Linked DNA regions of Homo sapiens: region 2 is linked to region 1. A link is a contact called in ENCODE Hi-C or POLR2A ChIA-PET data. All regions are on one chromosome and are shown on one strand. Each heading gives the region's core, a stretch centred on a gene start or an enhancer-like site at or near the end of the contact. The rest is flanking DNA. Distances are from core to core; before and after follow the strand shown. Region 1 overlaps CD44 (CD44 molecule (IN blood group)). Region 2 holds the start of CD44-AS1 (CD44 antisense RNA 1).

Evidence for each region. Hi-C counts contacts between places; a loop is a spot of excess contacts on that map. ChIA-PET counts read pairs that join two places held with the same protein, here RNA polymerase II (POLR2A). Pooled maps may share reads with other maps.
Region 2: a loop to region 1 is called in a map of CD8-positive, alpha-beta T cell, with 2.6 times the contacts of the local background. The contact joins the promoter of CD44-AS1 here to the enhancer-like site in region 1. A Hi-C loop is called at or near these places in 9 of 168 maps with a recorded cell type or tissue (B cell, CD14-positive monocyte, CD4-positive, alpha-beta T cell and 6 more) and 10 of 50 pooled maps. POLR2A ChIA-PET finds 5 or more read pairs at or near these places in 10 of 52 experiments (BJ, CD4-positive, alpha-beta T cell, CD4-positive, alpha-beta memory T cell and 6 more).

The regions. Positions count from the first base shown.
Region 1 is chr11:35,163,844-35,169,860 of GRCh38, reverse strand. The region is part of intron 1 of CD44 (CD44 molecule (IN blood group)); the gene reads right to left. Among named protein-coding and RNA genes, the nearest start is that of SNORD164, 3.9 kb to the right of the region's middle. RefSeq lists an enhancer at 3,773-3,832 and a silencer at 4,253-4,302. Within about 2 kb of position 3,165, at least 31 of the 41 ENCODE cell types and tissues checked have a DNase peak (open chromatin) inside an H3K27ac peak, as active enhancers do; they include B cell, CD14-positive monocyte, CD4-positive, alpha-beta T cell and 4 more, where a contact is called at or near this core.
Region 2 is chr11:35,211,996-35,218,012 of GRCh38, reverse strand. CD44-AS1 (CD44 antisense RNA 1) reads left to right here and starts at 3,003. Exons shown (of 2, transcript NR_174965.1): 1 at 3,003-3,182. It overlaps CD44 (CD44 molecule (IN blood group)), which reads right to left. Exons shown (of 18, transcript NM_000610.4): 15 at 3,099-3,161. RefSeq lists enhancers at 237-1,066, 2,574-3,773.

The DNA.
Region 1 (6,017 bases), core at 1,916-4,415:
TCCTGGTTACAGGTACTATGCATTCTCTCCTGGATAAACCATCACTGATCCCAAATGCCATTAATCTCATCTATACTGCCCCCTAAGCCTCAGATCAAGGAAAATAGATCTCTGATAAAATTGTCCGAGCACATTTCAAAGCTTTGCCTAGATTGTAGGGCCTGCGAGGAATAATAGCTTCTTGGTCCACCCCAGTTATTTCTGAAGTTGTAGAAAATCACAACATGTGCTGGGAAGAGAGCACTGTGTAATTTTCACCCAAGTTGCCATTATCTACGTCTTCCCAAACTTTCCTGAGAGGTGAGTGGCCTGGTACTAGTATTGGAGCTGGGCTGCAAGGGATTTTCAATATGGAATCCAGGAGCTGGTCAATACATCCATGGACCTGTGAGATTATATGCAAGATTGTGTGTATGGATGTGTGTGTGTGTGTGTGTGTGTGTGTGTTTAGGTAGGGCAACATCTCTGGTTTTCATTGGTTTTCAAAGTCTGTGACACAACCAGGTAAAGAATTACAAGAAATTATTATCTTCAAGGTCTCTAGTAACCAGAAATTCCAGCATTCTGAAATTTTGGAACTTCTCTGTGGGCTTCGTTGACAACAGAAATGGTGTCTCCCTTCTTCACAATTATATTCCCAGTACCTAGTACAGCCTCCCATGGTAGGCAAATGTTGAATGAAATAATGAATTAATAAATGCTCTCTTTCTGCCCCCAACCCCCGACAGGCTGCAGTCTTATAGGGTGCAAAAAGATCACCTATCAGGTTCCTTTCCCACATCATATCTGAGGAATCACCAGCTGGTGTTTGCTGAGAATTCCTTATTGGATACTTAAAATGTCTTTAACCCAGAACTTTGCTTCTGTGAACATTTGCTGTTTTCCCCGAAAGCAAATGTTTCAGAGACCAACTTTTAGTTTTGTAACTGGCTTTGTCTGTCTGAATGTGCAAGCTATCATCTCAGTTACAGGACAGTATGTTCACATACCATCACAGGGCCATTTCTGAGGCCAGATCTCCTAGGGAACATGGCAAACACAGTACATTCCATATGAAGACCACCCAAAGACAACCTACAGTCATACTATGCCCAAAGAGAGGGCACTGTCAGTTCTCCAGACCAGACGTCTCCAGATTCTGCAAAATGAGTTAATTTGTTTTCTAACTTGAGCCACCCAGGTGTGCCTGATCCCTATTTGTCATCTCCTCAGGAGGGATGAGGCAGAATTAGATTTTTGGTTCCAGATTAAGCTATATGTAAGGAGAAGTTGCTTTATCATGAAGATGAGAATAAAGCCAGTTCCTGCTACTCAATGGTGTTCTAATTCCTGCAGCTCCTGGTCCATAACCACAGTGAGCACTCACTGAGTGCCTAGTCTGGGTTCAAGGTATTCAGCACTTTACACCTAATATTTCACTTAATTTTCCTAACAATCCTGTGTGGCAGGCATTTTTATTATCCCCATTTTACACAAGAGGTAACTGATTCATTGAGAAGATGTAAGTAACTTGTGCTAGTCACTGGGGGACCTGGGTTTCAGACTGGGCAATCTGGCTGATCATTTTCCAGTGTTAAATTCCAACTTATGCACAGGTCAGACACTGAAATGACAGGAAGCCCACTTACCCTTCATGTGATTTTTTAATAAAGTGTGGAGAGGTGATCATGAAAAGAGAGCCCTAGAGAGAAGAATTTGAGCTTATTGAATATTATTTTAAGATCAGAAGTCCCTTGATTCTGGACCACAAGATAGGGGCCTTTACCAAGGCCTGGTAAGGCTTCAGTGGAACAAACTTCACTAATGGAATTTTCACTCTCTCTCCAGAGAGGAGATTCTGAAGTCTTGACCTTGACTGGCTTTCCCCAGCAGTGGGCTGACTGCTTCTCTCTGATTCTGCCTGTTGGTCTTCCCATCATACTCTTGGGAATTTAGAAAGCCCAAACCTAGTCGTAGCCCCCAGGCCTCCTGCCCTTTACAGCCTGAATGCTCTCTCTACAATTAGGCAGGGCTCTTAGGAGAGGACTCCAGGACTTGGGGTTGGCCCAGGGTTGGGTCACCAAGGACACAGGCTGTCCTTGTGACATTACGAGATGTCTGCAGCCAAACCCAAAAATCTAGACTGACCAAGCTAAGGCTCCAGGTTGATGTAGCTGGAACATAGCTCTCTGGGTGGACTGCACCCAAAGTGATTGAGCTCCTGGGAGTCAACCACACACAAACCACTTGGGCAGCCAGAAGCACTGGTAAGCTCTCCAAATTTTTTATTTTTACAGTGTTTATCATTAAAAAGCCAGGATTCTATTTCTGTCCTCTGATTTGCTGAGCTCATGTCCAAAACAGATTGCACAACTAATAAATCTTACTGAGCTGGTTCTGATCAGAAGTAGGAAGGGAAAAGGACAAGGTTTTGTTGTTTTAAAGCATTATTGTTAATTGGATTATCTATTTTTAAAGCCAGGAGGCACAATGGGAAGCTTCTAACCAATTTCTCTTGTGACACAGGAGAAAATAAAATCAAGGATAGCCGAGTATGGTCCTCCAGCAAGTTAAAAAACAAAACAAAACAAACAAAAAACAAAAACAAAAACACACACACACACACACAAAACTCAGTGGTTCATAATTGCAGATTTCTGACTCCTACACCAGTGCTGTTGCTACTGATCTATCTTTCATAAGAGGTCTGAGCAAGCTGCTCTCAAAAAAGCCACAACTCACTGTCTTAATAGGACACGAAGAAGTCATTTTCTTCTTCATTTGTTCGAAGGCTTCAAAGCCCAGAAGTTTTCATCTGGGAGTCTTTCTAGCTATTGTGCCCTCTGCTGCCCCCCAGGCCTGCCAGTCTAGAAGGCTGGCACATCACTCGCCCCCATCTCCTGATGCCCATGTGATGGGCTCCTGGTGAAAGGGTGTATTGTTTAGCATCCACTTCTGAATGAGGCCAGAATCACACTTGGTGGCCGAATCGCCTTTGGCTGCCCAGTGCAGACCATGAGTCTTGAGTGACTCAGTCTCTCCCGGAATTGCCCTGGAGGCAGATGAGGGTTTAATGAGCAGAGAAAACAGTCATGCACAATCATACCCAGAGAATTTCCTCCAGAATGTGCCCTGGGTTGCTTTCAACTGAGCTATTCATCACTTGGCACTTAGAAATGCAAGGCACCCCAACGTCTTGGCGCCTGGCTGGACCCCCTGATTTCTCTGCCTTTTTTCCGTGGAGCCTGGAGCCTGTCATGGCAGTCAACGCTGAACCAACATGGAGGGGCCTGTCACATTGGAGAAGAATCCCAAGGGTTCTCCTAGCTGTTACCCTGGCCCTTCAGCCAAGGCCACCAAATGATCAACCCAATGCACAGCCTAGAAAGCTCTTGGGTTGTTTTGAGAGTTTGGAGAACAGTACTGTCCCTGTCTCCTAATGGGATGATGGGGACTTGGAGGTGAGGGTATGGAGAACTGTTTAACCCCCCACTCCTGGTCCTGGATCCAACAGAGTCTTTCTGGCAAAAGAAAGTATATGTCCCAGAACTGTTGCTTCACTGCACCAGAATTCTGTAACACCAAGTAGTCTTTGACGAGTGCGTCTTCAGGCAGAGAAACCACAGTACCCACCCCTGTGTGTTGCCATGGTGATCAGGAAATCCTCTGGCCTCACGATCTTTGTTTTCTGCTTTTTCGGATCTTATTGATTTAGCAGATTGACTAGCACAAACCCAGGATGTGGTAAATGAAATGAAAAAAGCATCTTGGGGCCCAAATAGGGTTTTTCCTCTTGCAAGTAGAAAATAAGGTTGGGCCACTTGGTTTTGTCATTGTATTTTTTTTTCTGGGTAGTTACAATGACTGATACATCACCTAATCAATATACAGTTTCTGCTAATGTCTATAGCTGGCATTTTGTGGAACTGCTTAGCTTTAGTTTGAGGGAAGACTTTCGTAACAGTTGAGGTAGGATGAGAAACTGTTACTCATAGGTAATATCTATATTTCAGGGCTGATTCATGGGTTGCTGACATGCTGAGATAAGCCGGGGGCCCCCATCTGGGAGTGGGATGCACTGGTTCTAGCCTAAACTCTGTTAATTATAAGCTAATTATGTGACCTTGAATAACTCCCTGTAGCTCCCCCAGGCACACCTTGCCTTCCTGCCACCCAAGATGAAATAAAAAGTTATGAAATTTTGGAGCTTGGGGGATAAAAGTGAGAAGGTTGATGTGCATACCTGGGACAGTATTAAAATCTCAAAAAGCTTCTCAGAAACCTCATATGAATTAAGACACATTGGGGCTCCACCCTCAGCAGAACCGAATGGATTAAAGTACATCAGGCTTTGCTATTCTTGCCACGTAGCAGTTTCCTTCACCAATTATAAAGCACTTTCACACCCAAAAGCAGCCTGTGAGGCCCAGAGGGTAGGTACTACAGACCCATTTAAAAGGTGAAGAAACTAATGGACATAAGTTTCACAGACTCAAAGTCTTACGGAGAGTTTGGTAAACCCAGATCTCAACTCAGATTTTCCAGTTCTGCTAATTTTCCCCATTCCCCTCTGGTGCTGCCTTTTCAACTTGGGTTGTCAACAGGCAAATGGGACCAGTGGAAGCATTCAGAGAGAAGATTGATGGTTTTCAGATGTTTCTTTCTCTCCCTGACATGATGTCTTAGGCACAACCACAGTATTTCAAGTGGTTGAAAATCAAGCTGAGCTAATGGGGGCTGGAGTGAGGGTGGAAGGGCAGACCCAGAGACTCAATCTACCAGATGCTCATTCTCTTCCAGCACCCACCCTACCCCATCAATTGTTCTGGCACCCACCACAAAGCCCTAAGAGCCTTGGTGGAAAAGTCTGGAAAATACTGTGGTAGGGGCCAATCAAAGTGACGATGGCCACCACTTAGTAAGTCCTGCAATAAACCAGGGGCTCCAAAGCATTTGGAAACCTAGGAGGGTAAATCATCCCATGCAACGGACATACAAACAGATGCTCAGAGCAATTAGTACAGCTCAAAGGCTGCAGCCCAAATGAAATATATTGTGCAAAAATGCTATCCATGAGCCAGGCTTAGTATTATCATTTTTGTATTCTTCCCTTCATTATTAAGAACACAAATATCTTGCAACTTAAAGTTTTTCATAAAGATTGTCCCTTGCTCACTCTGCAGAGGAGATAGCAAAGTTTGAGTTTCCAATCCTACTCTAAGGAGACTGGGCTGGGTAAATAGTGGACTTGGCCAGATTTATACAATCAAAAACTGCAGTTAAGACTTGTTGTCTTTGAAGATACAGCCATCCAGATGGAGAGAAGCAAAAGGTCACCACCAATTCCACCAGAGCCCAACTTCAACACACAGCCCACGGCATCTCCAAATTTGATTTTCTTTCCTCTTGCCTCTTTTAGCATCTCCTTAAGTGAAAAAGAAAAGATTCTGCAATGTATGGAGCTGCTAATTTGTGTCAGATTGTAGTCTATGTGCCTTAATAGATGCTATACCTTGAGAAGTCAAAAAATCACCCCCATTTCACAGATGCAACAAGTGAGGCTGAGTACAATCCACTCAGCATCCTGCTATGAATGTGGCAAGAGCCAGGAGTCAAACCCCAGGATAACACTTGGTTTCTGACATGAGTTAGCTAAGACTCAGTTTACCAAAGCTGTGCCTCTCTGCTTGGGATATGTGGATTCTCACCCTGGGGCATGAAATGTATGTGAATGGTGGGGTAATGGATGTGGCTGTAACACTAAGGCTCTGGCAGCTTCTACTGCTGAGCCCCCAGCTGGGTTTTCCAGTGATATTAACACTAATAGAGTACCTACTGTGTGCCAGGCTCTGTGCTCGGTACTTCACATGAACTATCTCGTTTCAATCCCACAGTAGTCACATGAGATAAGTACTATTGCGATCATTGAAACTTGATACATATAAGAAAACTGAGGCTGAGAGAGGTGCAAGTTTGCACCAGCAGGGGGTGAGGCAGACAAATCTCTTCTTTCTCAGGGGCCACATGCAAATGTCTCT
Region 2 (6,017 bases), core at 1,754-4,253, 48 kb before region 1:
ACTTTGAGACCAGCCTGGGAAACATAGGGAGATCCTGTCCCTGTTAAAAATAAAAATAATAAATAAATAAACAATTTTTTTAAAAAAGAAACTTCTAAGACATCTTGTGAAGAGCCTCATCAAAATGAAAGCTTCATGAATTTTTAAAAATTCTTCCTCCATTGCTTCAAAACAAAATTTGAAAGTGTTCCACCAAAATGAACTTTTTTTTTCCTACCAAATGGAAGCCCACTGTAGAATCCTGAAGGCTGATCAATGGATGAAAATGGTGGGGTCTTAAATGAGAGCTTTCCTCATGGAGCCAAACTTTAGGCTGTGCACACTGAAATCTTGATTACAATGGTTATATGGGGACAGGATGGCTCTTGTTTATGCAATTTGATGCTTTTGTTAAAACTTAAAAGGGAGCAAAACCAGTTCCTACCAGACATCTGGGTGTTTCAACATCCCCTATCCTATGTTGACAGTGGCCTTTGACTTTACAAATCTCCAAAACAGTCCAAGGCCCTTTCCCTACATGCCTTCCAGTGTCCTTGGTGGTTGGCAGGTTTTCACCTGCCCAACTCATGGGACACTGGCCACCTAAACTGAAGATCTTTGGCCGTGAAAACTCCCCAGGAGGTACAGTCACTCTCACTGTTCTTTTTTTTTTTTTTCTTTTCTGACTCATAGAAGCCTTTGATATTTAAAAAGAGGCCATTAACGGATCATAATCACTTTATTTTGATTTAAAAAAAAAAAAAAAGAAGAAGTGCTCCCAGCAAGAAAAGATCTGGGTGTGCGTGCAGCAAGATGAAACCTCCTGTTTGAACAATAGACACCTGCTCAGAAGCCAAACAAAAGAGACTGGCTCCTGTCTGCTTGATTCTCACTTCAAGCAAAAGCCACAGAAGATGGATGTGAGATAGCAGGTCTTGCCTTGTGCCCTAGATGTCTACAAATCCAGCCAGGGTAGGACTGGCCACAGTAGCAAGTTCCACAAAGAGGAGCACTTGATATTCCTGTTGGGAGATGACATGTAATCTGAGACATATGCACAGAGATTGTTCAATTGGCTTCAATGGTGAGAAAAGCAGTCTAGCACAGTCTAAGCTTCCAAATTTTAATGTGCATATAAACCACCTGGGTGGGAGAGTGTAGTTAAAATGCAGATCCTGATTCAGTAGGTCTGGGTTGGCCAAGGATTCTGCATTTCCAACAAGTTCCTAGGTGATGTCCACTCTGATGGTTAAAGAATCATACTTAGAGAGTGGCTGGGGTCTCTTGGTTTTAGAGATCATGCCCCTTAATAATAACTCCCTACTTTTTCAGAGTACTTTCACACTTCTGGTACCCTGTCTTCCTCACAATAACTCTAGGAAGCAACTGAGGCAGATGATTTGATCTCCTTTTTACTAACAAGGAAACTGAGTCTGGGAAAGGTTAAGTGCCCTGCCTAAAGTCCCCAGTGAACCTGTGACTTCTGTCTCTATTTCAGAAGCATTTCTAATGAATCCCTACCTCCTAGTGCTCCTCCATAGAGAGTTATTGTGGAAGCCACCATGTAAATATCCATCTTCATATTTGTTTTCAATGTGTAAACATTTAAATCTGATGGTGAGCCTCACTCAAACTTGGGCATAAAAAGGGGAGACAATAATTGATATGGCTTAAATCATTTACATGGGGTCACCTGGATTTATGATGTTCAGGGAGACCACAGTAAGGCAGCACTGGCAGAACCTCCCAGTAGCCCAGCAGTAGAAGTAATTAGTAAACCTACCTCATGTCAGACTTTTGCAGTCTGGGGTAAGGTTTGTAGGGGTGTGATCTGAATCACAACAAACAGGAGTCTATTTAAGAATTCATGCCTGGGAGTAATTATGGTCATTATGGAATGCCTTCTCCAGACTGTGCTATGAGAAGTAATACAAGGCCCTCCAGGCTTGAAAGGTGGCTCCATCACTCTCTGGTCCTGTCAACTCTGCCAAGTTACTTACCTTCTCTGAGCCTTAGTTTCCTCATCTGTAACATGGGGATAATAATAGTACTTACCTATGTCACAGAGTTTATAGGATGACTGAATGAGTTCATACTAGATAAACTCTATGAATTTGCTGATATTAACCTGTTTTTTTGTTTTTTGTTTTTTGGTTTTTTTTGAGACAGAGTCTTGCTCTGTCACCCAGGCTGGAGTGCAGTGGTGCAATCTTGGCTCACTGCAAACTCTGCCTGCCAGGTCCGAGCAATTCTCCTGCCTCAGCCTCCTGAGTAGCTGGGATTACAGGTGCGCAGGACCACGCCCGGCTAATTTTTGTATTTTTAGTAGAGACAGGGTTGGCCAGGCTGGTCTCGAACTCCTGACCTCGTGATCCACCTGCCTCGGCCTCCTAAAGTGCTGGGATTACAGGTGTGAGCCACCGTGCCTGGCCGATATTGACCTGTTCTTGACCTACAATAATGGCAGTTCCATTTGGCCCAACCTAATACATGTAAAGTGTTTAGAAAGATGCTGCTGGCACACAGTAAATTCCCAACAAATACCAGTGATGATATCATGTGCCAGGATTATGCTAAATGCTTTACATGTATTCTATCATTTAGTCTTTGAAACAATGTCCTGTGACAATTGTTATTATTCCAAGTTTATTAGTTGAGAAATGTTGTCTCAGACCCTTTAAAGCATCTTGCTCAGTTAATATGCGGAGGGCTGGAATCGAACTCAGGCCATTTTTGCTACAAAGCTCAAGCTCTTAATCACTCTGGTGTAGTGCAAGGTTAAATTGGGACACTGCTTGAATTCTTCCTGAGGCTTTCAGATGCAAGGCTTTCCTCCAGAGCAGTAGCTCTCAAAGTGCAATCCCTGTCCCAGCAGTGTCAGTATTACCAGGGAACTGATTAGAAATGCAAATGCTTGGGCTCCACCCCAGACCTACTGAATCAGGAACCTTAAGGGTGGGGTCCAGCATTGTGGTTTAATAAGCCCTCCCTGCAATTGTGATGTATGCTAAGAAGGTTTGAGAACCACTTCTCTGGAGACACTGACTCATACTTCGTTGGTAGTCATCATTAGGCTCAATGATTATAACAGTAAATGACTAAAGCAGTTTTGAACTCACCATCTGATTCAGATCCATGAGTGGTATGGGACCCCCCACTGGGGTGGAATGTGTCTTGGTCTCCTGTAATGAGCAATCAGGAAGGTCAGTACTGCATGTTTTCACTTACACTCCCATCTGCATTTCTTTACCTTTGCATTCTTATACAGCCTATCACAAAGTTTAGTCTTTTTAAGGTATTCCAAAAAATGATGGCAAAACAGCCTTGAATGGGTCCACAATGTTAATTACCGTTCATTGCTTAATCCACTGATAAATGAGCTAGAACTTTAATAAGAATTAAGGAAACTGGGGCAGCAAAGGCTAAGAAGGATGACCACAGGAAGTTTTGTAGAAACTTTGTTTTGGTAGAAATCCAAGAACTGTGGTAAGGAACATGCTAACAAAAATATTGTGATATCTTTGCAGGTATGAGGTTGAGACTAGACATTGTACATTTTAAATAAGGACAATATGAATTGGATTATGAGAAACATAATCACTGCAAATGGGCATACTCTGGCTTAGGGCATGAAACAGAGATTTCTTGGCGGCAGGAAATTAGTATGCAATAAGGAATCTTGGGATTGAATGATGTAAAGATTCAAAGAGAAAGGTCAACTACTTATTTTCAAAAAAAATTGAAAATAAGTAAAAAAGGAAATGGTGAGATGATAGCTAACATTAATAATGTGTATTGGAATATGGGTATTATAGTAAGTTTAAAATAATTTTTTAAAGTTAAATCTGTAGTTTCAACATGACTAGTTAATATAATCCTAGCTTCTCAAACATCTATCACCAGAAAGCTTTAGATTAAGACAACCTCATGAATTGCTAGAATCTAAATCCATAGGTCAAATCTTGAATGCAGCATATTAAAACTCTCTCCCCCACCCACATTTTTCAAAAGCATACTGGAATCTTTTTTTTTTTTTAATCACAGGACAATGCTTACATAAAATGGCTACAGTTATCCATTATGAAGGCACCTTATAAGGAATCTATAGTAACCTGATCGTCACCATTTCCTTGATTAGAGAAGGTGGAAGCGGGTGACACTTAGTCACCTGTGTAACTATATTGAAGAGACAGATTGCTTTGTTCCTTGGCTGATGGTTAAAACAAATGAAAACAACATTTGCTGAAATGCCACACCAATACTCCCACTACCAAAATCACCATGACCGTCACCATCCCATCACCATCATTATCACCATCACCATCACCATCACCACCACCACCACTGCCACTATGATTCTAAATGCTTCAGTTCTTTTTTGGGGGACGGAGCCTCGTTCTGTCGCCCAGGCTGGAGTGCAGTGGCACGATCTCGGCTCACTGCAACCTCCAATTCCTGGGTTCAAGTGATTTTCATGCCTTAGTCTCCTGAGTAGGTGAGACTACAGGCACCTGCCACCATGCCTGGCTAATATTTTGTATTTTTAGTAGAGACGAGGTTTCGCCATGTTGGCCAGGCTGGTCTCAGACTCCTGACCTCAAGTGATCCGCTTGCTTCAACAAATGCTTTAGTTCTTAACATTAAGCGTAAAGACTGAGAAAAATGTATAGACATAAATGAGATTTATGTGGGTGAGTGTTTTTGAAGAAAACCAAGGATGAGAATTGGGTGACTTAATTGTCTAATCCATGGAGAATTATGGAAAATCTGTCCGTACCACTGTGGAAATCAGAAAGAATCAGTGTCTGTGAATATCAGTCTTGTAAAAAGCATTTGATTTACTAACATTAGGCTATAAGCATTCTAGGGTACTGTGACTATTAAAATTGCCATTTAAACTTTAAATTCATGGCTGGGCGTGGTGGCTCACGTCTGTAATCCTAGCACTTTGGGAGGCTGAGGCTGGTGGATCACTTGAGGTCAGGAGTTCGAGACCAGCCTGGCCAACATGGTGAAACCCCATTTCTACTAAAAATAAAAAAATTAGCCGGGCGTGGTGGCACACATCTGTAATCCCAGCTACTCAGGAGGCTGAGGCAAGAGAATCGCTTGAACCCGGGAGGCAGAGGTTGCAGTGAGCCGAGATCGCGCCACTGTACTACAGTGTGGGTGACAGGGCAAGACTCTTTAAAAAAAAAAAATTAAATTCATTGGGTTGCACAACAGGCTTTCTTTTGCCAAGAGAAATGAGACAGCACTATAAGATTTTCTGAAGAATACTGACAATGGTACTTGGAATTTTTAATAAATGAGAGCAGAACAATGCTGAATAAAGAACTAAGGAGTGTAAGGGGCTTTGTCTTGCCAATATTGCTGAAGTTAGCATTTTCTTAAACTGTTTTTCTTGAAGCTCTTGGGTAGGCCACCCAGAGAAATGAGGCCAAGCATGTGGCATTCTGAATTTTCTGTCCCTGCATCACAACCGTCATCTGTTTTACATATTGGATTCTCATGGAGGCTGAGGCAGGAGAATTGCTTGAACTCAGGAGGCGGAGGTTGAGGTGAGCCAAGATCGCACCATTGGACTCCAGCCTGGGCAACAAGAGTGAAACTCCGTCTCAAAAAAAAAAATTATATATATATGCACACATATGAATTCTTCTTTTTCTTTTTTGGGGGGAGGAGAGAAGATCTCTGCTCCAAAATTATGTATCTAAAGTCTCTAATCTTGAATATGCCTAGTGATTGTGTTACAAAGCAATTGAAAAACTAGTACTAGGAAGACAGAATCTGTTTTTTATTTCTTCACTACAGTGGGCGTTTTCCATTTCCCCTTTCTTCACTGTTAATTTCTTAATACAAATGGAGAAGCAAAGAAAAGCAGAAGCAGAGATGACTACTTATTTGAGAAAAAAAAAGACTTATTCTAGGTCCGTGTCAAACTTCATTGAATAAATTATCTTCGTTCCTCTCTTCACTATTACAATAAGAGAAGTGGTCCCTATTCATTAATACTAGATTAAATCATGAACATTTTA